2 separate regions of the Homo sapiens genome follow, and region 1 is linked to region 2. Evidence: chromatin loops called from intact Hi-C (ENCODE). Cell type or tissue: breast epithelium. All regions are shown on one strand. Links, peaks and the distances in the headings refer to the core of each region. The heading gives the core; the rest is flanking DNA. Region 1 overlaps COL13A1 (collagen type XIII alpha 1 chain). Region 2 overlaps COL13A1 (collagen type XIII alpha 1 chain).

Region 1 (17,498 bases), core at 8,441-10,940, 61 kb before region 2:
GGGCTGGGCTGCGTTATGACTTTTGGGGGCCCTGGGCAGTTTTGCCTTCCTCCATTAAAAAAATACAAAAAATTATATTTTACAATTGTGCTGGTAGAAAGACAAAAACAATCCTGGCTGGATTCATTGTTATATATTCATTTTTTTTTTCTAAATTTAAAAAGGTGAAAAATTAAGATATTTTTGTGGCCTCTAAAAGTACTCCGTGGCTGCTGGAGAAGTTGTCCCTGGGCTACAGGGCCATGAGAATCCGGCCCAGGGCAAGAAACATCCCTGGGTTCAGATGAACCCTCTTTGTGTCCACAGAGATCAACTCTTGTTCACTACTGCATGGCTTCACTTTTCTTTTTTCTTTCCTTCCTTTTTTTTTTTTTTTTCCTTTTTTTTCTTTTAAGGCAGGGTCTCACTCTGTTGCCCAGGCTGGAGTGCAGCGGTGCGATCATAGCTCACTGCAGCCTGAAACTCCTGGGCTCAAGCAATCTTCCCACCTCAGCCTCCGGAGTAGCTGGGACTACAGGCGAGTGTCACCACACTCAGCTAAATTTTGAAAAATGTTTTTGTAGAGATGAGCGTCTCATTATGTTGCCCAGACTTGCTTCACTTTTCAAATGAGGAACCCAAGACTTAGAAGAGGAAGTTGTCCAAGTTCTAAGCTAAGCTAGTGACATTTAGAGTAAGAATGTTGGTATAGACGTTTTGGGTCTGAGCTGCGTGTGATTTCATTACCATGAGCGCTTGTGAGTGTGACCTCATCCCCACACATGGCAGGGGTCTAATGACTGTGAAGCCCACTAATTTAGAGTTTTGTGTGACAGCATGTGGACAGAGTCTGAAGTTAAATTTCCCTTTGCGTTGTCTAGGAAGAAAGGATGTGTAAAGAAAATGCAAAATGTAAACCAGATGGGGATGTATGTAAAGTACTGGAGTAATTTGTTGTTTTCAAGCTTTTAGAAGCATGAATTTATGTTGTCAAACAGCTAACGATAAACCTGTATGCTACACCACAGGTAAGACTTAACTGGTCATTAAAACCGGTTTCCTGAGACCTTTTCTAAGCAATGCACTAAATATGGAAAGCAATACAACATTATTTCTTAAAAAAATAAAAACAACTTCAGATTGGCCCAGCCCAAGCCCAGATCTAGGCATGTTTCTGAATGCTCTTTGCTGGAGTGGAACAGCAGATGAGGCAAAGCTCCTTCAACTGCTAGTTGTGAGTGAACCCACAAACTCATATCAAGTCAACAGCTGTGATTAGCAATAGCTGGTACTAGGGACTGTAGCTCAAAACAAAACAAAGCAAAACAAACAAGCAAAAACCTACCATAACCCAACAGCAAGAGCAAATGGCTCCTTTGAAACCCTGGGTGCCCTTAGCACAACTGAACCTAAATGCTCACACAGCAAGCACTGTGATAAACTTGGGATCTGTAACAACATACATTGCTCGATAAAGTTCCCTTCCCTCCCTTTGTTGAACCTCACATTTCAAAACCTTACTCCACACTTCTGAGGACCCCTACTTCTGGGAATTCCTGCTTTCACAGGAGAGAATGTATTTAATATAATGATTAATCAGGATCATGAATTGCCATGTTTCATTTCCTTTAATAATGAAAATCCATAAGGGTTTAAAATACTCTTAGACACACCTAGCTTAGCAAATATCATGGACCTCTACATTTATGTGAATTCACACATGAGCTAGCCAGCACCTCAGTTCTGGCTGGCCCCCTTTGGCACCAGGACACAATAATTTATTAAGCTTCGATACTTAATAAATGTGCACAAATATCATGCAGACATTACGACCAAACAAAAAATGTATTAGAGACATAGGCTTATACAAAACATCTTGTAAACAAAAGGGAAGAGGTTGATATTTTCTGTACAAAATATGCAGGTTTTTCTTTCTTTTTTAATAATCTGTAAGATGCATCATACTTCTGGCATTTTCAAAAAGTGAAAACTGTATAAAAATAAATATTCTATGTACAAACACACACACAGGCCAATCCAAGGTTAGAGGCATCACTGCAAAACAAAAACAAAACAATGTTCTGTTAGTTTCAGTGGGTCTGCAGAGGTTTATTTCCTTTGTAGGAAGGGAGGTAAATCTTGTCCTGGGTTGGATGGGAGTTCTGGACAGGAGAACTGTGGGAACCCTGAGCCCCTAGGTGAAAGAAACTGGTGGCGACCTTAGCTCCCTGAAGGGAGGAAACCAAGTTCACCTCTCTGTGAATCCCCTTTGTGGTCACTAGAGGGCACTCTCTTTCTCTGCTGCCTTTGGAGGCCTGATTGTTGTAACCACTGCATTGTCCCAGATTGGACTTAAGGTGTGAATGAGTAGTCTTGAAGCTCTCTGGTTGCTTCTCCAAGACATTGCAGCTCTTGGTAGTGGCTGTTCTTCCCCTGCTAAGCACAACCATTTCTGTCTCCTAACCATTGGCAGCAACTTTAAAGAGGAAATTTTTTTAGGGGTCAAGGGTTCAGAGGTCTTATGACACCTCTGACCTGCTTTTGTGGCGCTTTAACTAGGTCTAAGTGGAGCTTGGCAGGAGGACGAGGCCAGCCTCCAGGGATGGATTCTGGGGAGGCATCTCTCTTGAGTGTTGAGCTTTTCCTTCTTGGGTTAGGGGGTGCTTTAGGTATCCAGGCAGGTAGGTGGTCAGCGTTGGCCTGGGGTCTTGGTGGTTTCACCACTTTTACCCAACCCAGTGCACTAGTGAGATTCTGGCATCTTAGTACAGGGGAGCTTGTTCATCTCATTGTAAGTGTGACTCTGCTGCCACTGGAACAGGACTGGATTCGTTGAGCACAGATTCTTGAACATGTTGGAGTCTCCGGTCCCTTTATGAGGATGAACCTTGAGACAATGGTGGTGGGGGGTTGGTGAGAAGACTTGGAGTGACAGGCAAGGTGGAGGGAGACGGTATGGGGCAGCATAGTGGCTGCCACCATTGCTGGGGACCAAGGCGGGTCTTCTGGATTAGTTAGCAAGCAGATGGCCTCTGTCTGCCTGGGCAGCCCTGTGCTCTGGGGAGCCATGGTTGAATGGGGCGATCACATGCAAGGGCACAGTCCTATGATGTCAGACTGCTCTAACAATGGCAAATGCCAAGGCCAGTGTGAATCAATGAAAACTCATTGTTGGTAGGAACTCTGGGAGCCCAGGAGAGATTTGGCTGCAGGTCACATGTGTGGTGGCATGAAGCTCTGCCAGCTTAAATGCAAGGGGAGTGGTAGAGTGGTGAGGAGCACAGCCCCTAGGGGAGGCACAGTAGCATGTGAGTTCAGAGTGAAAGCAACTGAGATGTCCTACGTCTAAGACATGTCATCACGTGGCATAAACGACCTTAGAGGAACTCTATGAGTGTGATCTGGAACTCCTTGGGGAAGTTCCTTGGGGGAAAGACACTATGTACATTGAACACACAAAGCATAAAGATGTCACCTGTGTGGCTGCATGGACATTCCGCCTAGGGTTTACTGATGTTCTAAGAAGCATTTTAAAATGTTTGTTAACAGCATGCAGTGTATGGGATGTTTAATGGGCACCCTGCCTTTGAGACAGTGACTATTTGACCTATGTCTTGCTGCCTCATCTGTAGCAAGGCAGAATGGAAATTGTGGAAGCTTTATGGCACTGCTGAGAACGGAGCCCCAGTGCACACCAATGGGAAGCCTTACCTTGTTCCAGCAGCCTTGGACTGGTAAGCCATCTTCGCCCTGCAAGGAGAAAGGAAGGCAGAGGGCTCAGACTTCCTGCAATGGTCCACCAAGTGGGCAGGACAGGGGTAACAAGGGCCACACGCATTTTGGCAGCTGATCAGGATGTGGCCCACCCACGCTTGTCTATTTCTTTTCTCTACTACAGGTCAGAACCTCAGAAGGAGGTGGAAACAAATCCGGCTATTTTACCATTGGTTAAAGGTCACATGCAGCTATAGTGCAACGTCAATAGGGGCTGTCCTAGCCCGTGGGACCAGCAAGCAGAGATGTCCTTCCGTGCCACGAAGAAACAGTCTCTGCTGTGGCCCTATGGAGTGCCGGCTGCTCACGGGTAAGCCACTCAGCACAAGGCGGCCTCAGTTTCCTCCTCCATAAAACCTTGGCAAGGACAGTTGCTTGATGTGACCGCTAAGGGCCTTCCCAGCCTTCTCATTCTCTTATTTGTCTCTCTTCCTAAGCACAGGGAGGAGGACATGTAGACAGTCCTTCTTTGATGATTAATCCTGGGGTGGGGTGAGGGGCATGAAGGGACAGGCAACCTCATGAGTATTGCAGGATGGCCCTGACATGCCTTTGGCAAGAAGACAAGGGTTCCTGGCGAAGCCTTAGACCTTGCTGGGAATTTGGGGGTGAAGTGCAGTAAAAACATGGGAATCAACTGCACACCGTCGGTCTCCTTTGTTGGTAGCAACCATGCAGCTCCTTTAGCCTCAAGATGTTCGTGTTCTGCCCTTGGTGATAGAAACTTTCCTGAGTTTTCTTGGGCCCTCATATCCTCTCCTTGCTGGCATACCCTATGGGGAATCTAGAAATCTAGAGACCCAGTGGGGAAGGCGAGGCTGGGCCAAGGGCAAAGGTCTGGTTCTCAGCCCAAGTCTGCTAGACTGGCAGGGCAGACAAGGAGATGGACATGGGGCTTCAGGAGACCCGGAGCAAGTGCTCAGTCCTGAGGGAGCTTGTGGAATGAGAGTCCTCTGCTGCCCTGGTCTGACGTCATCCACCCACGCCAGGGGCTGAAACCTCTCATCACCTGGCATTCAGCAGAAATTGGTCCCAATATGGAGGGCTTAGGAAGTCTGGTTATCTTGTAGTAAAAGTCATGAGCAATAGCTACCCCTGCCCCTCAAGCCCATAATAACACAGAGGAGGAGGCAGAGTGAGAAACAAGGGGAAGACACTTCCCCAGTAAAATTAATAGAAAATTGACACATTGATATGGGATGTTATGGAAGAAAATGCCATTTTACATGGAGAGTCAAATCAGGGTGACCTTCATTTTCCCCTCTGGGTTGGGGAGGGGATTGCAGGGGGAGGAGGTGCATTCCACAGTTTCAGGGTGACCCTGTGCCCCTTCCCCAGCCTGCCACGGTGCGGTATGACACACGTCACATGGATGCCGGGAGGGAGAGGAGCCTCTGTGGGCCAGAGCGGCATTCCCATTGGTGTGTGGATGGTGGCAGGGGGATATGGAGGGCAGGGCAGGCAGAGAATGAAAAGTAATGTATGGTGAGGAACAGAGAGGCCAAGGCAGCTGCTGGCAGAACTAAAGGTGCCCAGATTGTGGGAGGGGATTGTGGCTGAGGGAAGACCTGGCCAGTGCTCAAGGGAGCCCCTGCGGGCCAGAGCGGCATTCCCATTGGTGCGTGGATGGTGGAAGTCCTGGTTGAGAAAGGTGGCTGTGCAGTCTGCAAGCGCAGGGTTTGGCAGGACCAGCAGGGACAGGAAGCATGCTACCCGCCTGCTTGCTCTGCACTCTCCTTTTGTTGCCTATGCTCCTCCTAAAAAGTCCCTACTGCCCTTCAAGGGGCTCTACGACCACCTTTCAGGGTCACACAGCATAATTTCTTGTATCTTTTTCTCTTTTGTTCAAAGAGAATTCCTGTGTGACCCCAGGGCGGGGATGTGAGACCCCAAATTCTCTTATTACTGGTATGATAAAATAGCTCTTGAACTCCAAACCTATTGGGGAAATTTGGGGAGAGCTGTAACCCCTTGAGCCTTGGAGTGAAGTGTTCCCTTCAGCTTCTTTTGCAGTAAGAGGATCAGCGTGGAGGCCTAGACTGTCCATGCCTAGAGAGGGACTGGGCAGGCGGGAATAAACTGCTACCACTTCGCCTGGGACGTGCTTGGAAGAGAGGTCCTTAGCTGTCTCCCTGCCTCCTCCTTAACTACATTCTTGACCTTTCCGTCTCTCCCAGACTCTTCAGTAAGAAGCCATCTGATCATGAAAGAAAGGGACGAGGAAGGGTCTGGTAATGTCTTTGGAGATTTAAGCAAGAAGGACAAACCCTTTAGGATCCGAAAACCTAATCCTGGACCATCCCCTAGTTCTGATGGTGTCACCTGGGCAGCGACCCACGATCCAACCTGGAAGAATAGGCAGGTGGCCCCTCCTCCAGCTCACTTCTAGAGCTTCTCAGTCTACTCTGTAATCATGCCCTTCTGTCCCCCAAATCATGTGATGGAGGAGCAGGGGATACAGGGCTGATCAGGCATCTCATTCACATGTTTCGCTAGGTGCTCAGCCAGTGATTCTGAACTAACTTCACTGCCTGAAGGAAAAGAAGTGAGTCATGGTTCTGAAAACCAGTCCAGAGAATCCACTTTCCTAGCTGGTATCTGGTGGCAGCTTTGTCTAGAATCAGCTTGGAGATGAGTATCAGAGGCAGCCAAAACCAACTTCAGGGTGGGAGAGCTGGCTGGCATCAAGTGGCTGTGCTTTAGAGGTAGCTGCAGCAGGAAGCCAGGAAACATCCCAGTAAACTTTGCATGCAAGAGGGTGGCATGACTGGGAGCCCCCAGAGTACTAGCCTAGGCGGGGTGACCCTTGGCATTTACAGAATGAAGAAGTGGGAAGTGGAGCCTGGGGGGGATGGAGGAGGAGTGTGGAGGGTGGCTGGGGAGAAACCCAGTATGAATCACACACATGGGGAAGCCCAAATCGGCCATGCAGGCAAGCAAGGGCAATGCCATACCAATGGGCATGGGGCATCCAGTCCGTCCAGCCCTGGTAACCCCGGCTCCCCTTTCTCTCCTTTAAAACCTCGGTGTCCCTGTTCACAAAACCAACCACGATGATTATTCAGGTCAAGGCTGGCCAGCTCCAACCATGGAATAGAGAGGCCCAGTCCTACCCTGGCCAGGATGCAGGACCCTTGAGGCATCTACAAACAGGGGCTAAATCCCAGGTGATCCCCCATCTCCCAAATCCAGCTTTTGTGCTCTCTTTGTGCTCTGGAGAGTTCAGCTTTGCACACATACAACCTGCCCCCTCTCCGTTGATCCTCCTCTCTCTACAGACTCACTTAGTGTAAACACAGACAAACTTCAACTTTAGTGCATCATAATTTTTAGAACCTTCAAATGGATTCAAAGGCACTTGAGAAACCCAGCAGAAGTGCCTCATCATTAATTGCTGGCTCTTTTGAGAAGGCTTCCCATGGGGTGTCTGTCTGACTACCAGTTCTGGTCTGCAGCTTTAAAGGTTTCAGCTGGATGGCTGGTGAGTGTTGGGAGGCTGTGCATTAGAAGCCCCTCATCTGGCCTTGTTCTGCCCAGTTTTGAGCATCAGTGGCCCTGAGGAGACGCTAACTCTGGTGTCCTGCATCCTGATCAAGTGAGGATTCAGACAGCTTGAACTACTGGCCCACAGAGGTGGCCATGAAACGAAGAAGGCAAATCCGTGGCTCACAAATGCTACACTGGCTTCCAAAGCCATCCTGGAGCTAAGAGCTGAGGCCTTCCCTGAAAATCCCTTTCCTAGTGGTTTCCTCACTTCCACACATCGATTGCTCTGTATCTTCAAAGGAAAAGGATTCAAAGGCAAGGGATTTAGCCAGAATTACTTGCAGCTGTGGTTACAAAGCAAATCCAACAGCGGGCAGAATTTCACCAGTCAAATGAACAGAGAGATTTTGGTAGCATCCGTGTAGACATTTGGTTCTCATCTTAGTTTATTTGCCTTCTTTGTTTCCAACTTACAAACCTCAAGAACAAAAACCAGAACAATGCAAGTGATAAACAAAAACATACCAATGGGCAGGGGGCATCTAATCCAGGCGCTCCTTGGTCTCCCTTATCCCCTTTAGGCCCTCTAGAGCCTTTCTTCCCCCTCTCCCCCTGTAAATAATGGTTTAGTCCGAGAAAAAAACATCAAAACTTTAAGATCATTCATGTGTTAAGGTTGAAGACAGAAAAAGAAAAATAAAATTAAAAAGGGAAAAAGAGATGCTTTAAATTAGGATATTCTCCCCAGTAGGATTTGGAGTCAATACCCACCTCCTCCCCACCCCCCAGGAACCTGAGAATTTGGCTAAGGTGGGTGGGAGGGGGAGGGGAGGACAGGCAGAGGGCTCAGAGCTGCAGGTGCAGGGAACCACAGACTGAAGATTTTGGTGGCCGGTTTTGCTAATACTAAGCCCAGCGTGGGTCTGTGCTGAACACAGTGGCTAGGGACCAACTTCCTTCTCTTTGAGTCTGTTTTTGAAAGGCTTTGGGGTGAAAACTTTTTTTTTCCCCAATTAATGTTTATCCTTTTGACATTCTATTAGGAGGCAAGGTGATTTTGCTTGGAGCCCTGGGATGTGTGTGAACATAGCATGTATGAGTGTATGCATATATGTGCTTGTGCACATGTGTGTATATGTATGTATGAGTATACAGGTATGTGCTTGTGTATATGTGTGTGTGTGCCCACGTTTGAGTGTGTGTGGGTATGTGCTTGGGCACGTGAACACATGTGTGTGCCTTTATTATGCATGTGTGTCCATGTGCACATATGTATGTGTGTGTCCAGAGCTCACGGATGGCCCCTTGTGCTCAGCTGGCTTCTCCTGTTCTATCTGTGTCTCTGGTTCATCCTGGTCTGAAGTCAGACCGTTATTTGTATATGAATATGTTGGTTTAAGGAATTCATTTGTTTCTGAAAAGCTACAGTAAACATCATTTTTCTAAATTGAATCCTATATTGTATGTGTCAGAGTCTATTTAAAGAAGGGCTGTGGGGAATTCTTTTTAAAAGTGAAGCATCACTTCTGTAATGAATTTGCATTTGCATTTTTATATGTGTTTCCTAAAAAGGGGGCTCAGTATGCCCCTAGGGAGTCTTCCTGGGAGCTCCCCTCCTCTATGGAAGGGGGATTATCTAACGCTTGGGGACTTCAACTGTGTCACTCCAGGGTGACACTGAATGCTGGGCAGCGTATTAGAACAAAGGCTTGCAGTCAGAGTTGGTTCTGACAGTTAGCTGCGTGACTTTGTGAAGTTACTTCTTTGAGCCTTAGTTTCTTTACCTGTAAAATGAGTACAATAATACCTGCCTCAAAAATTTGTTGTGAGGCTGGGCATGGTGGCTCATGTCTGTAATCCCAGCATTTTGGGAGGCCAAGGCAGGAGGGTCACTTGAGGCCAGGAGTTCGAGGCCAGCCTGGACAATAAAGCAAGACCTCATTTTTGCAAAGAATAAAAAAATTAGTCGGGTGTGGTGGCATGTCCCTGTAGTCCTAGCTACTCAGGAGTTTGAGGCAGAAAGATCACTTGAGCCAAGGACAAGAGTTTGAGGCAGCAGTCAACCATGATTGCACCACTACACTTCAGCCTGGGCAACAAAGCAAGACCCTGTCTGAAAAAAAAATGTTGTGAGTTCTTTGTGCACATTAAATGCTTAATAATGGAATATAGTATGTGCACAGTAAACGATAGCTGCTTCATAATGATAATAATGGTCATTATTTCTTTTTAGCCAGTATAGGAGCCAAAGGTTGGGGTCAGAGGTTGTCATGTGCACTGTTCCTGCAGTGGAAGGCTGCAGGGTAGATGTTCATTAGAGGAAGGCAGAGGATAAGAATATTTTTGGCTGGGCACAGTGGCTCATGTCTGTAATCCCAGCACTTTGGGAGGCGGAGGCGGGCGGATCACTGGAGGTCAGGAGTTCGAGACCAGCCTGGCCAACATGGCAAAACCCCATCTCTACTAAAAATACAAAAATTAGCCTGGTGTGGTGGCACTAGCCTGTAATCCTAGCTACTCGGGAGGCTGAGGCAGGAGAATCGCTTGAACCCAGGAGGCAGAGGTTGCAGTGAGCTGAGATTGTGCCACTGCACTCCAGCCTGGGTGACAGAGTGAGACTCTCACAAACAAACAAACAAACAAACAAAATAATATTTTTGATGTTCTTCCAGATCTTCGGAAATTACTCAAATTTCTCTATTTCAGAGGTGGTCTGCAACTGCCAGTGCATTATTCTAAATGAATTTTCTAAAAATGCAAATCCTTACTTAGAAAACGACATGCGTTTAAATATGTATGCACATATTAGGTATATTCCCATCGGCCTGAAGTTTTGTCTGCCAACAAGAACATCATGGCACAAATCATCCCCAAATGGTAGACCAGCAAAACCACTAGCTATTTGGGTGGGGAAGCCCCCTGGTAAACTCTCTCAGGAGTGTGGCCCCTCATTCTCTGGGTCATGAGCAGTTTCCTAATGAAGAAGCCGGGCAAATCTGCCAGAGTGGGGGATCCCAGTCCAGGATACCCCGGGGGTAACAGAGGGTTGGCGTGTTCCAGACTTTCACAACAGGTAACGGACACTATGGGGAGTTGTGTTCTAAGAACCTGTGCAATTGCCCCAAATCCGGTGTCCTTTGAGGCTATTAGAGTAGTAACGTTGCCTGCGTTCTCCCTGCCTCCCACCCCCAGACAGTGACACAAAAGAGATCCATTGCACAGAGGGAACCCTAGCTGGTAAGGGAGAAAGGGGCAAATAAAGTCAAGGGGCAAAGGCTTCTTAAAAACATAAGTAAATGTCTAACAGTGGACTTTGGAGGAGATAAACTGACAGCTGGTGAGGGGGAGGGGAAAGGATGAAGGACGTGGGACTATTATAACGGAATGAACATATCTGGGGGGAGAAGCAGTAAAGGAAGAGGCCAAAAGAGATAGTGGAGGAGGAAGAAGTGAGGAGACAAGACGGACTTAGGAAGTGAGACGTACACACACACGCACACACAAACACATGCACACACACACACACACGCACACACAAACACACGCACACACACACACACACAAACATGCGTGCACCCCCCACCCCCCCAAAGTTGGGCATCTCAGAGAGCAGAAGCAGCCTCACTGCATGCACACAGACCTTTTCAGCTGGCTGGTTTGCAGGCAGCTCCACAGTAACATCCAATTTTCCTGAATGATTATATTGCCAGATTCATGCCACCCTTTATCTTTTGACTGATTTCTTACCCTAAAGGTGGCTCCCGGGCCAAATTCACAGAGCTACTTAGGGGAAAGGGAAGCACCCTTAGTGACAAGGTCAGGATATTCTTTCCACTGGCGTGTGTGTCCCTTAGAAAGCTCCTGGTCTGGGGCTCCGGGCCTTTGCCCACCATGACAAGGACTTTCCTTCCATGAACAGGAAAGAGGCTCTGAGACCATCCTTTGATGGGACATGGAGAAGCATACCTGTAAGGTTGTATCTTGGTTCACTGTAAGATAAAACAAATCTCTGGGCCAGGTGCGGTGGCTCATGTCTGTAATTCCAGCACTTTGGGAGCCGAGGCAGGAGGATCACTTGAGGTCAGGAGTTTGAAACCAGCCTGGCCAATATGGTGAAACCCTGTCTCTACTAAAATACAAAAAATTAGCCGGGCGTGGTGGCGCATGCCTGTAGTTCCAACTACTCAGGAGGCTGAGGCAGGGAAATCACTTGAACCCGGGAGGCGGAGTTTGCAATGAGCTGAGATCGCGCCATTGCACTCCAGCCTGGCGACAGAGCAAGACTCTGTCTCGAAGAAACAAAGAAAGGTCAGAATGGGAGGCAAGATTGAGGGGAGACTCTTCCAGGACATTTGGGCATCCTGAGAGTCAAATCCCCGGCATGAAGAGGACAAGCTGCCCTTGAGTTGGAAACCTGCTCTTTGGGAATAAGTCAATTGGCTCTTTATGGTGTGCTCAAAAGAAAGGTGCGTGCCACCTCATTGTTTTCTGAACTTGACTTTTACTAAGTGACACATTCCTAATTTGTAAAGGGGATGGAGGAAAGTGTGTCAAACATCGGGAAGGGGAAGGGGAATAGAAATACTTTCCCACTGATTCCTGGGGCCTCCGTGGATGACTCAATAACCTCAGTTGCTGCAGCATCAGAGCCGCCAGCCCCCACCCTCCCTCTGTCTGTGACAAGGGTACTTGTCCTGCCTCCACCTCTAGAGCAACATGGTCACCGTCCCTTGAAGGACCGATTTTGCAGCCTTCAAACGGCTCAGTGTCTCCAGCCAACTGAAAAAGTCTGAAGAAGGAGGTTTAGAAAATACTAATTGAATATAATAAAGAAAACTAGAACATGTCAGAAAGACATTTGAAAGGAAGTTAGTATGCCAATGAAGAGGTGGAATGATCAAAGATTTTAGAGGCCTAAATCCTTTGATGCCACACTGAGGAAAGTCCTTCCCAGCGTGCTTAGAGCATCTGGAAGCAGGTCTGTTTATTCCGGCAGTTTCCAGACCTGGTCTTGCCATGGGCAGGGGTGGCGCTGCTGCTCCCTCTTGTTTATAGAAGATGCGGGACAAACTGAGTTGCTTTTGACCAGCTGCCAGTGAAGAGCACTTAGGAAAATGGGAGTGCTCAGTAAATAGATCTTGAGTTGAAGAGATGGAATTCACTGTTGCCAGATAGGAGCATAGGCATTCTGGCACTTTCTGTGCATGAACATGGTATCAGTGTGCAAAGATCAGCCACAAGACCTGGGTTCTGGAGACCGTGTGCTCTTCCTCTAACTCTCCATGGGATCCCAGAACACATAATCATTGTCTGGGCCTTGTTTCTCCATCTGTTCCTTCTCCTCTAAGCGCCTTGGATTTTAGGACCCGCTAGGAGACACACTTGGTTTCTAGGGGGTGTGCCCCCCACTCCAGGAAGCCCCATGATGCAGCAGCAGATGAGACCCTCCAGAGGGGAACCCAAAGGCCATCTCTTGGTCAGATGTAGTTAAATTCTCCCTGCTGGGCCCAAATGCTGAAGGCTGTGGTCGGTGCCACCCCCTGTTATGTGGCTGTGGGTGCCATGGGCATTTGGTAAGTGTGTCCTGGTGAAGATGGCAGAAACCAAAGGGACAGCAAGGGTCTGAGAAGGCGCAGTCCTTTCAGAGCCCTGCCGACTCTTTCCAAGAGAAATAGTGGCTGTAATATTTTTTAAAAGGGTTGGCTGCTTCCAACAACTGTCTGCTTGTTCTTGGAGCTGGAATTTATTTTCTCTCTCACCAGTGGCCTGGAATGCCTGGCAAAACCAAGTTTCAGAGGGCAAGGACAAGGTAGCAATGGATCTAAAATGATCACGTAGGGGCCCACAATCAGGGCAACCTAGAAAGAGCTGGACACATGGATCTTGTTGCTGGATAGCAATGCTAAGCTGGTGGCTGCCATGGGATTCAGTCTCTCCTTGCTGTGTGGAAAAATACAGGCTTCCATGTGAGGATCAGGCCCCAGGCTCCCTACATGCCACAGGTTAAGGCCCTCCTTGTAAAGCCTTTCAATTTAGGATGACTTATCAGGAAAAACTGTTCGCCATGTTGGTCAGGAATCACCGATCGATCATTCCACCCCATCATGAAGACATTAGTAACTAGAGCACGAGTGCAGGGGCTCAGACTCACCCGGTTTCCCTTGTCCCCGGGTGGTCCATGTAAACCCTGCAAGAGATCAGAGGAAGAAAGGCATGTTAATGAGGACACACAGGCCAGCTGTACAGTGCTTTCTTCCAGGCTCATCAAACTCTCCCAATGCCTCACTCACTGGAGACAGGTTTAGTTATTCCCACTACACGGAAAGGGGACAGAGAAGCAAATCGCTAAGAAAACCTGACCTAGAGGCAAATGATGAGTTCTGGGCAAAGCCAAGAACACACTTCAGGCTGGGCACGGTGGCTCACGCCTGTAATCCCAGCACTTTGGGAGGCCGAGGTGGGCGGATCACGAGGTCCAGAGATCGAAACCATCCTGGCCAACGAGGTGAAAGCCCGTCTCTATGAAAAATACAAAAATATCAGCTGGCCGTGGTGGTGGGCACCTGTAGTCTGAGCTACGCTGGAGGCTGAGGCAGGAGAATCGCTTGAACCTGGGAGGCTGAGGTTGCAGTGAGCCGAGATCATGCCACTGCACTCCAGCCTGGCGACAGAGTGAGACTCCGTCTCAAAACAAAAAACAAAAAACAAAAAAACACAGTTCTGGTTTTCTCACCTCTCCAGCCCAGGTCCTGGCCTGTGGCTGGGTTTTCCCGAGGTCACTACCGCAGGTGAGGGGTCAGTTCTGAGGATGCGCTTGTGGGGGCCAGGAATGCTCTAGGCAGAGGGGAGTTCCCAAGGCTCTCCTGCCAGGCTCTTGCTAGACCCTCTTTTCAAGGTGCAAAATGCTCTTCATTCTACAGCTAGGGGAATTTAGCATGAGACAAGCCTGGCCCAGATGTGCGTACCTGGCCAACACACACAGCCTCCAGTGGATGGGAAACTAAAGTGCGGGCTCTCTCAGGCAGACACTCAACTTCTGTAACACAGTGGTGGGAAAGCATGCCGTGATGGAAAGCCAGGTGTCCCCTGCAAGGCCCAGCTGCTCCGCTCATGAAGCCTCTCCTATCACAGGGGTCTGGATTTGATTCTGCCCCTTCTGAGGGCAGGGGCCATGGCGCACACATTGCTGAGGGCAGGCTGCACTTAACACAGTGGGAGGGGCTACATCCCATTACAGGGTCCCCATGGCAGAGGCCCTGGTCCTCTCACAGCGCAATGCCCAGCAGGGCATGCTAGCCTATCACCAGTTGCCTCTTGGCAGCTTTGTCTGTCATGGAAATGAGAGTTCTCCCTTGGCCCTGGATTTGTGCTCCAGGCCCTAGGTGATTTTTTTTTTTTTTTTTGGTTTGTGTGTTCGTTTTTTTGAGATGGAGTCTCGCTCTGTCACCCAGGCTGGAGTGCAGTGGTGCGATCTCGGCTCACTGCAACCTCCACCTCCTGGGTTCAAGAGATTCTCCTGCCTCAGCCTCCCGAGTAGCTGGGATACAGGTGCGCACCACCACACGTGGCTAAGTTTTGTATTTTTAGTAAAGACGGGGTTTCACCGTGTTGGCCAGGATAGTCTTGATCTCCTGACCTCGTGATGCGCCCGCCTCGGCCTCCCAAAGTGCTGGGATTACAGGTGTGAGCCACCATGCCCGGCCGGCCGTGGGTATTTCTAATGGGGGCAGGGGTGGGAGGAGAGGAACCTCTGATCCCAAGAGACTCACAGGAAGCCCAGCTGCTCCCGTTGGTCCTGTCATCCCAGGGTCTCCTTTGCTGCCCTGAAATGGGAGAAAGAAATGCATGAATCCTGCCAGACACGGTAACAATCTTCCTTGCCATTTTCTACTTTGGTATGAAATACAGGAAACCTCTCCAGTCCCCTCAAGAGCCCTCCGGGAAGCAAGGGCTATGGGAAAGGTGGGGTGCTGCTGATGCGAACACTGCCTTGGGGAGGGGGCTCAGAAGCCCCCCTCACTCTCCCTCCAGCAGAGCCTATCCCCCAAGGCCTCCCAGAATGACCCGTGGTGTCCTGGGCCTGGCTGGCCTGAGGCTGAAACAGGGGCGAAGAAAGCAGGGCAGGAAGGCAGGGAAAGAGAAAGGGAAGAGAAAGAGAGCTTTGCTTTCTTCTCCAGAGCCTCAAGGGTCACCTCTCAGAGCAGCCTCCTGGTTTCCCCAAGCTGGTGGTCACGGAGAAGCTTGTGCCCTCTGCAGAAGCTCCTGCCCTCCCCACCTGAGACAGAGCCAGCAAGGTGGGCGGATGGGGAGTGCAGGGAGCTGCCCACACAGGCAGAGAACTCGACGGATGCCCACACAGGGACCTCCGAGCCCTGAGTGTGTAGAACCCAGGGGCTGGCTGGGAAGAGCTGATATAGAAAGACACAGCTCCCCTGCCTCCACTCAGCTGACACCCTCCACCCTCACCCTCGGACATGCCCATTCCAGCAGGACAGGCCAGGAACTGCAAGTCCTGTGACATGGCCAACGTCCATCGACAGCGACCGTGGGAGCCTGGCCTATGGCTCTGGCCTCCTGACTTCCTGCTGTCCTCGAGGAATTATCTAAACACCACCTGGCCCTCTGTTCCATGCAGTTTCCCTAAATCATTACAAAGTTTAGGCATGTCCAGTGACAATGGCGCCCAGGGCCTTGCCAAACTGAACCTGAGATGGACACAAGGTGGCCAGAAGCCAAAGTGGAGGAAGTTCTCCAATTCCTTTTTTTTTCTTTTCCTCTTTTTTCTTTTTCTTTTTCTTTCTTTCTTTCTTTTTCTTTTTCATTTTTTTTTTTATAGAGATAAGGTCTTGCTCTGTCTCCTAGGCTGGAGTGCAGTAATATAATAATGGTTCACTGCAGCCTCCACTTCCTGGGCTCAACTGATCCTCCTGCCTCAGCCTCCCAAGTAGCTAGGACTAGAGGTGTGCACCATCATGCCTGGCTAATTTTAAAAAAATTTTTTGTAGAGTCTGGGTTGCGCTATGTTGTCCAGGCTGGTCTCAGACTCCTGAGCTCAAGTGATCCTCCCAACCTGGCCTCCCAGAGTGTTGGGATTACAGGTATGAGCCAACGTGCCCGGCCTCTCCATCTCCTTGATCCCTCCAAGTCTTGTCAACTCATAGCTACACAACCAGCACCCCCTGTCCCAGGCTGCTGTGAGGATGACCAGGAGAAGAGATGGAAGAAGGAAGGCATGAGGGCTGAGACCCCTGGTGTTGGGTCCCAGGCATGCCTCTCCCTCCTGGCCGCCCAGGCCCCTGGCTCAGTGACACTCACCCTCTCGCCCTTTGGTCCCGCTGGGCCTGGAACTCCAATTGGTCCTGGAGTACCCTGGGAAGGGGAAAGAAAGCAGAGGTGAGGGTCCCCACACTCTGGGGAGCCCTGGGTGCCCCACCTGATGCCTAGAGATGAGCAAGGTCCAAGGCCCAGTTTTCAGAGTTGGCGAGGCCAGGCTCGTTCAGGGCAGTCATTCGACTGGGCCGTGATCCTCTTTGGGTTCAGGGGCTGTTGGGGAGAGAGCACCTCCCCATGCCTCAGAGCCAGATTTGTGGACTGAAACCCTTTTGCTTCACAACCAAGCTTGCCAAGGCTGAAAACAATGGGAGAATGGTTGCTTAGTTTTGCTCCCAGAAGCACTTGGGAGGGAGTGGACCCATCCCGGGGCAGGGGCCGGGGGCTGGCACCCTCTTTGCTTTGCAGCTCCACATGCAGCGGGAGGGTCTTCATGCCACAGAGATGGATGCGGATGCACACACAGGGGCAGACGAGAGAGGGTTGTTCAGCCAACACCCACCCCACCGGCCCACCGCAGACCCACAGCCCTGGCCTCAGTCTCTGGCCGGGGCCTTCTCGCCCCACTCACAGGCCTGCGGAACTGGCTGGATCGGGGGGTGAATTAGGGTGCCTCAATGTCTGCACCGACACCGGCCTGGCAGGGAGGCGTGTCATGAGCTCTGCTAGCCCGGGGCTGGGGGCGCTGGAGCCATTGGAGCTCACGGCTTAGACATGGAGCATCAGGGCTTGCTCTGGCCTCCTCCAACATCTTCCCACGTTCCCAGTTCACAGCCTGGCCAGACCAAGTCTCTAGTTCAGCGTCTCCTGTTGTTGGCCTCAGATGAGGACAGGAGGAGTTGACTTGGGCTGTGGACAGTTTCCTGTGCTCTGAATGTATCTGTGAATGGCGGGGCATGACTTACTTCACGTGAGACAAAGAGGGGAGT
Region 2 (8,200 bases), core at 4,535-7,034:
GATCGACCCTGCTGCTGGGACACAAGTTTGAAGATTCCTAACAGGACAACAGCAGTCTTTTGGGTTCTGTGTCTTGGGGTGGAGCAAGGAAAAGGAAGGAGCAGGCGGGGGTGGGCAGAGGAACCATCTCAGCCTGAAATCCCCACCCTGCTTGGAGAAGGGTTTCCTCTGCTTTTAAAGAGGCCAAGGAGAGATTTTATCCTTGAATTGCTGCAGTCAGTCCCCGATTATCTCCCATCATCGAGGTTTGGATGTGAAACACCATCATCTGATACAGTGACTAATAGAAAAGTCCCACTGTTTTGGCCACGGCTAGGCTGCCAGACACCACCCCCCTACCGCCACACACACGCACACACATGCTTGTTGGGTGGGGAGTCAAACAGACTCACACAAGTCACGCTGCCACAGGGGGCCATGTGCAGAGCAGCCACAGAGCTCCAGACACACAGCAGGAGACTCCAACATACCGAGTCAGACGTACGTACAAAGGGGCGGATGTACAGACACGCACGGGTGATGAGCGGCTCCATATAGCACATGGCTGGAGAGACACATCAGCTGTTCCCACCAGACGCACCACCATCCCAAGCTCCCCTCTCTGACTGCTGAGTGCAGAGGGCAGTGGGTGCTCCTGCTCCCCCATGATCTGTTAGTAACTGGAGACCCCAGGGAGATGAGGCTGAGCTGGGCGCTGTGCCCCAGGGATGGATCAAAGTGCCCTGCTAAATTTTAGGGGTTCACTTACCCGGTGTGGGTACTCTCCACACTGACCCTGGGAAGGAGAGGGAAGGGAAAGGTGGTGTTAGGCACTTGTTGGGGGTACCTGTTTCTCAGGGCACCCCCAGCACTTCAGGACATGCCACACATGTCACCGCTCACCAGCCCTCCTGCTCTAGTTTTGGTCTGAGCCCTCTGAGGCAGAAGAACTAAGTCCCTCCCTTGCCCCTGGCTAGCAGCAGGGAAGAAACTTCCATGGCCTGCCTGGAAGTGGCCCCAGGGAGCCTAGGGGTGGGGCTTCGCCTTATACCACTTGCCATAATGGCAGAGTCGGGAGTTATGCCCCATGCCTGGCGAAAGGTTGACCCTCTAGGCAGGCCCACCAGACAGCCCTGAACAGGAGCCACCGGATGGGAGCAGCCGGCACCATGGGGGTCCCAAGCCACCTTCTCTGAGCTGGGAGCGCCAGGCCCCTGTACCAGCGGCCCAAGGGCAAGCACAGCAGTGTCTCTATCAGAAATTCAACAAGACAGAGAGGGCAGGAGGCCAGGCCAGTGGTTTACAGGTTGATGCCTCTCAGAATCCCAGAGGCTCATGGAGGTGTCAGGGAACACCATGGAGTGACAGCTGGGAGGGGCCCAGAAAGAGGCTGAAGAGGGCCAGGCTCCAGGAGGACCCCTGGAAAGGATGTCACCCGGACCAGCCTCCAGGAGGACCCCTCACTCCAAGAAAAGGATGTCCCCTGGAGCGGTGTCAACCGAATCTATTATGCGGCACCTCGGGGGCTTTCCTGGTTCTGTCAATTAAAACTGAAGTTTGAAAATAACCATAATTGACCCCTTTCTACCAACTGGGAGGCCATTTCCTGAGATGGAGACTCTAGGAAACCTCCACTGCTCTTACCTTTTCTCCTTTTTGTCCCTGGGGTCCCTACAAAGAGACGGAGATGAGAGAGTTAGAAACCAAAGCTAAGGTCACAGCCACCGGAAGCTTCTCTGCTGGGAAATAGATGGATGAGGTACCAACCGGCTGTCCTGGGGGACCCGTCAGACCCTGTGGGAAGCAAACACACACAGGTCAGTGGGCAGACAGAAGACAGGCAATCAGGGACACCTGCCTGGGTGGGGATTGGGGCTGAATCCCGAAGGCTGGGCTCTACCAGCCATGGCCAGGTCTTCCCATGCCCACCACATTCAAGATGTCTTATTCACAGAGTCTCAGCTGCTTCACCCCCCAGTGGGCAGGACTAGGGCTGTGATGAAGAACAGATGGCATCTTTCATCCATTCCTCCAACCACCAGCATCTCATGGGCCAGCTATGGAGGGGCTCTACCTAGAGGTCAGGGAGTTTTCTGCTCCATGGGACCCCCTACCTCACATGCATCAAGCCTCTGGGAGACACTAGCACATTCCACCTCCTGCCTCCCAGGCTGCAGTGAAGCCCACTGAACCAGAAGAACTTCTGGCCTGGGGGTGCTGGGCCGGTGCCTCAGACAATGGGGGCCTTAGAGAAACCTTCAGCAAAAGAGAGAAAGCAGGAAGTTGGCAACTGAAGCCATGTTCTGGACTTCTCCAAGGAATATGAGGGGTCTTGAAGTTTCCTTCAAGGTTGTCTTGTCCATGCAGGGCTAGGAAAGGAGCTGGGGTTGGGAGGGACCCTTGCTGTCTGGGGAGGGCCCCGCATGCTCTGGCTCTCTTAGGAGGCTGCACCAAGGCTGGTGGAGGGAAGAGGAGAAAACAAATGCCTTATGGGCTGAGGATCCACCCTGAGGCTGGCTCTTCAGGTATGTGTCTGTGAGGGAGATGCTTGTGTCCACTCCAGCTCCCGAGTGAGGTGACAGAGACAAGGCCCCATGGCTCAGTGAAAGGTGGCACTGGGACAGGAGCCCAGGTTTGTCTGACGGCCAAGGTCCAGCTGTTTCCACTGCCAAATGCTCAGAACTGGGCCAGACCTTGGGAGTCAGGGCTTCTAGACTTGGCTAGAGCCATAAGCAGGTCCCTTTGAGCCACCAGTCTCTTTGGGGCCTGAAGCACTGCAGATCCCCAAGGGTGGGTCCATCTGGGAGGTGGCCGCAGCATGCTGTGATGTGCCAGAGCCTTGTTCCTGCTCCCCGCTTGCCAACAGGGCCACCTCCAAACTGGGAAACTCCCAAGAGCATCACTGGAAGGGAGAAGTGGCCTTTGGGACCATCCATGTGGCACTCCCAGCCCATGTGGCTGGCCAAGTGTTTATTGGTCTTTTATTGTTTTATTGAGACAGGGTCTCGCTCTGTTGTCCAGAATGGAGTACAGTGGTGTGATCTCCGCTCACTGCAGCCTCTGCCTCCTGGGTTCAGGCAGTCCTCCCACCTCTGCCTCACAAATAGCTAGGTCTACAGGCACACACTACCGTGCTTGGCTAACTCTTGCATTTTTTTGTAGAGACAGGGTTTTGCCATGTTGCCCAGGCTGCTCTCAAACTCCCAGACTCAAGCAATCTGCCCGTGCTGGCCTCCCAGAGTTCTGGGATTACAGGTGTGAGCCACCGCGCTCGGCCTGGCAGAGTGCTTAGAATGAAGTTCTGCAGCACATGATTCATCCGGCAGGGAACCCGGGCCCAGACCACAGGTGACCAGGTCATCCTCTGTCAGGACAGAGATATAAGTGTGATGGGGGAGGGGCAGGCGGAGTTTCAGGACTGCAGAGACTTGGACAATTGAAACCAGACATCCCAAACGGTGGCCCAGGGGACAATCGTGGTCTTCATAGGGATTTTGTTTGTCCCACATGGTTTTATTTCAACTAGTTGCCAATACTTAAGAGAGCAAGCAGAGTGCAAATAAAAATTTGGATTTCAAGTTTCTCTTAATTATGTCGAGGTCCAACAACACATGGTACCAGTTATCTTCAGCCAGGCAGCACCTGCCCCTTTAAGGGCCATGGCCACCGGTGATGTGCTTAGCACTTGCCAGCAGGCCTGTGCTAACCGCCACTGAGGCATAGCTAAGGCGCCTGTCTGCTTCTCGGGTGCCAAGCATGTTCTGAGTGCCTGGCGCTCCTCACTCGACAGCCCTGTGGGTGGTGGGTGAGATTTGGACTCAGTCCAGGCCTTGCTTTACAGCCCTTATGTCATTCCTGAGTCTCAGACCCCCAATCTTGTCCACCCCCCAACTACACTATTATACAACTGTGTCCTCCCAACACTTCAACACCTTATTTCAGGTTCTTGGGAATAATGTGAAGTGGGGGGGTGGGGCAGAGGTGACTCCCTTTTGAGAGGTGAGGACACAGGTTAAACAATGAGGGTGAGTGCCAGTGCCCCAGTGGGACGCCAGTGGAGGGGACAGCATCTGGGGCAGGAGACAGACAGATGAAGAGCAGGGCAAGGTAATGATGCTGGACAGCGGTGGGCAACTAACAGCTCGGGTACCCATGCCAAGCCAAACAGGAATCAGATGCTCTGTGGCCTGCTGGATTTGATGAGGCAGACAGGGGATCTATCCCACTGATGTGGGCTCACGAGAGAGGGGGTGGGCCTGCCTTTTCTGTTGAGTTAGCTCTGATCCCTGGACAGGCGGTCAAGTGTGTGGGGCAGAGGGACGGTGTGGCAGAATGAGGGCAGGAAAAGCGGCCCCATGGAAGGGTCCCTTTCCTCCAGGACAAAGTGCTGGCTGCTGAGAGGAGGTGTGATCGAGGGGTAAGACTCCACTGCATGGGTCTGAATCTCAGCTGTTGTATTTAGGAGCTTTGTGGCCTCAGGCAATGTACTTAGCCACTCTGTGCCTCAATTTCCCCTCTCATGAAGTGGGGATGATAAGCTGTTATGAGGATGACAGAGTGCTGCCTAGAGGATGACCATTATTATTACTTCTGGGGGGCCATGGGCTGCCTTACGGTAGCATAAGGCTGCCAGAGAGGGAAAGAAGCTCAGGCTGAAGGGATGAGCACCCCAAGCCCTTTATGCCTCTATAACAATGTGGCATGGCAGTTTCTTCCTGCCTCGGTCTCCACTACTCCATGCATGTGCACAGCATGCCTGGGAATGGGGTAGGGGCGGGGGGAAATGCATTTGCAGCGGAGGCAGCTGTGATGGAGAGGAAACCTTGCTGGGGAACCTGGATTCCAGCGCCAGCTCTTCTGCCACTGCCTCCAGGGCCTTCTGCCTCCAGTGCCCTTCCTCCGGTTCTGCAGACATGTCAAGGATTTTCCTACCTCAGGACCTTTGCACGTGCTATTCTCCCATGTCCAGAAAGCACATTCCCATCCCCCTTTCTATTTTCTCTCGGTTGAATGCTCATTCTTCAGGCACTAGTTCAAAAGTCTCTTTCTCAGAAAAGCCGTCTCCGACCTTTGGCCTGGGTGAGGTTTTTGTTATACCAAGATTTCCAGGGCACTAAGGATTATCTTTTTATAGCACTCATTGCAAAGCAACTTGTTAGTTATGTGAGTGATCATTTAAAAGGATGTCTCCCTACTAGACTGTGAGCTACAGATGGCAAGAACAGTCTCTCTCTTGCTCCCGTCTGTATCCCTAGCACCTGAAGCAGTGCCCAGCACATTTTAGATACTCCATAAAAAATGCATTAAAAGAAGGAAGGTGGCAGGAAGGCTGACAAAGAGTGAGGGAAACAGAAAGGGAGGAAGGTAATAAAACCTTAATAAAAAAAGGGAGGGAAGGAATTTGAGAACTGTGTTTCGATCTTGTTTTGGACATTCAGCTGTGTGACTTCAGGCAAGTTAGTTAGACTCTCTGAGCCTTGGTTTCCACACCTGTCAAAGGGGATTCTAGCAAGACCTGGAGCACAGAGTTACGCTGAGGATTGAGACAGTCATGCAAAGTGCTTAGCCCAGTGCCAACCACGTGGCAAACCCTCAATAAATATTAGTTGGATCTGAGTCAAGAGGACAGGTTGGGGCCCAGAGGGAGCTGGCAAGTTAGGAAGAGCTAGGCTGGAGCCCAGGCCTTGCAGCCAACACTCCACCATCCCCCTTTCCACCCACATGATTACCTGCCTCCCTCCATGCCCTGGCAGTGCCCCAGTCATGGGTCAAGGGTTGTCTTCACACCAGCGCTTGGAGCAAGGCATGAGCCAGGCCCCCACTGAACAGGGACAGGGGGAGCCTGCTGCGTTGCTTTCACCACCCTGCACAAATTCCTGGCCCACCAACCTGTGGAGCAGGAGGTGGTCCCTCACAGTAGGTGCGACCTGGATCTTAGGAGGCAGAAATGCACCCCAGCCCAGGGCTGTTTTGTTTGTCTGTCTGTTTGTTTGTTTTTTTAAAGCAGGGATTTATTGAAAACCAAAATACACTCCACAGTGTGGGAGCAGGGGCCCATTAGCTCTTAATGGCCCATCAGTCCCTGCTGAGATCTGGCCCACCGTGAGAGTGCGCAGCCCCTCATTCCCTTCTGGAAGGGATGGTCTGTGGAGACAGAAAATTTATTTCCAAAGCTCTGCAGAAGGTAGGGGCCAGGAGAAAGCTGGGCCAAATGTTGTCTCTCCACCTTTTTGGGGCCTGAGGCACTCCAGGTACCCTGGGCAGATCCATCTGGGTGGTGGCCGCGGGATGCTGTGACATGGAAGAGAAGACCTTGCTCCTGCTCCTGACTTGCCAAGTGGCCCAACCTCCAAACAGAAACTCCCAGGAAGGGAGAGGGGAAGGGGCCTTTGGGATGATGCATGTGGCACCCCCAGCTGAGATGATCCACTGGGCACCACCAGCCCCAGTGGGGCAGGAACCCCTGGAGTCCTGGGGTGGCTCAGGGCACAGCCAGCACCCGGAAGGGGTTATGAGGCCTTGAGGGACCTCAGGCTCAGTAGAAATGGTGTCTCCTAGAGAAAGTGTCCCCTGTGAGTGCAGATGAAACCTTGTCTCCCAAGGCCCATGCGAGTGTGGTTTGAGAGCAGTAAGCTGGACACCGACCTCTGTGTGCTACCAGCCAGGTGTGCACTCTCTCTGGATCTCCCATCCTCATGCTTCAGATGGAGAAGCCCCTGCCCATTTCTCCTCCCTGCATATTGATGTGAGGATCCAGGGCATGTGGTTTACACAGCTGGGGAGTGACCAGCATGGACAGCCATTCCTGTTGTCCCTGTGGGACCCACTTTGCAGTGCTTGGCTGTGCCTGTGAGGCTGGGCCAACCCCCACCCATCTCGGGAAGGCAGGAAAGCTGGGCTCTTACCATGTCGCCCTTTGGTCCTGGGTGGCCCTGGAAGGAGAAGAGGGTGAGTACCAGGTGCACTGTTCGCAGCCCAGAAGTTCCACCCTCTGTCCTTCATGCTCCTCCCTGCCCCCTGTGCTCCTCCCTGCCCCCCGTGCTCCTCCCTGTCCCCTGTGCTCCATCTGCACCTTCTGGCTTGTGCACTCCTTCACCCAGTCCCTAAGGCAAGGTCATTTGCTCACTGCCCCTCGCTGGGCCTCACTAGCAGCTGCCTGCCCTTCAGAGAGCAGGGGTGGGGGTAGTCTCCCTAGACCCCAACGCTCATGCCATTCACATGTCCAGGGTAGCTTCGGGGGATGCCTGGTCCCGTGACATGAGTGGAAATGATTGCTGGCACCCCTGGGCTGCACTTAGCTCGCTGGCCTGCAGTTGGGGAGTAACTGGGTGGTGCTAGGGTCCCTCAACTGAGAGAGGCGAGTGGCGGGGCCAGGCATGGCTGTGAGTGGGGCTGCATTCCGTCCACCCTGAGGGCTTTGGATGGGTCATGCTCCCTTCCAGCTGACTTGCTCCTAGGACTGGGGAGGGGACTCCTTTCTCCCATGAACATTTGTGTCAGGGAACCAAGTCCAAAGGATTGAAATGAACGAAGAGAGGAGCTATGGTGGGAAGCAGTCTCCACGTGGACTTGAGCACACGTGTGGGGTCTCAATCGGGGAGGGAGACCCTGACCTCGAGGACAGGGCCATGGGAGACACAGGTGCTGGGGAGCAGGGGCAAGCGTGTGCATGAGTGGCCAGGCTCTTCAGACCAGCTATTTGACCTCCGTACCCTCCACTCTCCTCACTGCCTCCTGATCTCACCCCCACCCCACCCAGAATCACCCATTCTAGGGATGGCTCTCGCCTGGACTTCGAAAGCCAAGCTCAGCAGCTGGGGACCTGTGCCCTGGGGAAGGCCACTGGGGTCAGGGGTGACTCAAATGGCCCCCTCCACTTCCCACTAGTGACAACCTTCAGCCCCAGGACTTTTCTTTCTAAGTAAAGCATTTTCCAAGGATTCAATATCTTGCAGAATGACCAAGAGATCCAGGATCACTGACCTGCAGTGAGGGGAGAGAGCGGGTCCACTTACCGGTTTGCCGTCCAGCCCAATGGGACCCTGAAACCAGAAAGGCCAGATGTAAAGACTGAGCATCACAGGACTCCTGCCAAAGAGGCTGCCTGGGCAGTGGGGAAAAGCACAGATTCTGGATTCTGATAAGTTGGAGCTCAAGGCCCTGCTTGACCACGTACTTGTTAATGTGACTATGGGTAAGCCTAGGCCTCAACTTCCCATCC

The links. A loop is a pair of places that touch in the nucleus more often than their neighbours do. Peaks named below come from ENCODE experiments on the same cell type or tissue, not always from the same donor. Only the 100,000 strongest peaks of a DNase experiment are listed, where the experiment ranks them.
Region 1: it touches region 2 in a loop (15-fold over the local background); 5 of 110 quality-filtered maps call a loop at or near these places.

What each region holds. Positions count from the first base shown.
Region 1 is chr10:69,943,235-69,960,732 of GRCh38, reverse strand. COL13A1 (collagen type XIII alpha 1 chain) reads right to left here. Exons shown (of 41, transcript NM_001368882.1): 36 at 16,555-16,608; 37 at 15,009-15,062; 38 at 13,391-13,426; 39 at 7,765-7,851; 40 at 3,691-3,729; 41 at 1,589-2,034. The coding sequence ends at 2,032. It overlaps LOC107984242 (a long non-coding RNA gene), which reads left to right. Exons shown (of 4, transcript XR_007062181.1): 3 at 3,878-4,063; 4 at 5,755-5,838. Among named protein-coding and RNA genes, the nearest start is that of LINC02636, 57 kb to the left of the region's middle. RefSeq lists a silencer at 3,845-3,914 and an enhancer at 13,883-14,382. In breast epithelium, for the core only: no CTCF peak of the experiment used is centred there; no DNase peak of the experiment used is centred there.
Region 2 is chr10:69,888,125-69,896,324 of GRCh38, reverse strand. COL13A1 (collagen type XIII alpha 1 chain) reads right to left here. Exons shown (of 41, transcript NM_001368882.1): 9 at 7,995-8,021; 10 at 6,885-6,911; 11 at 1,747-1,773; 12 at 1,624-1,650; 13 at 749-775. Among named protein-coding and RNA genes, the nearest start is that of COL13A1, 90 kb to the right of the region's middle. In breast epithelium, for the core only: no CTCF peak of the experiment used is centred there; a DNase peak (open chromatin) is centred at 5,641.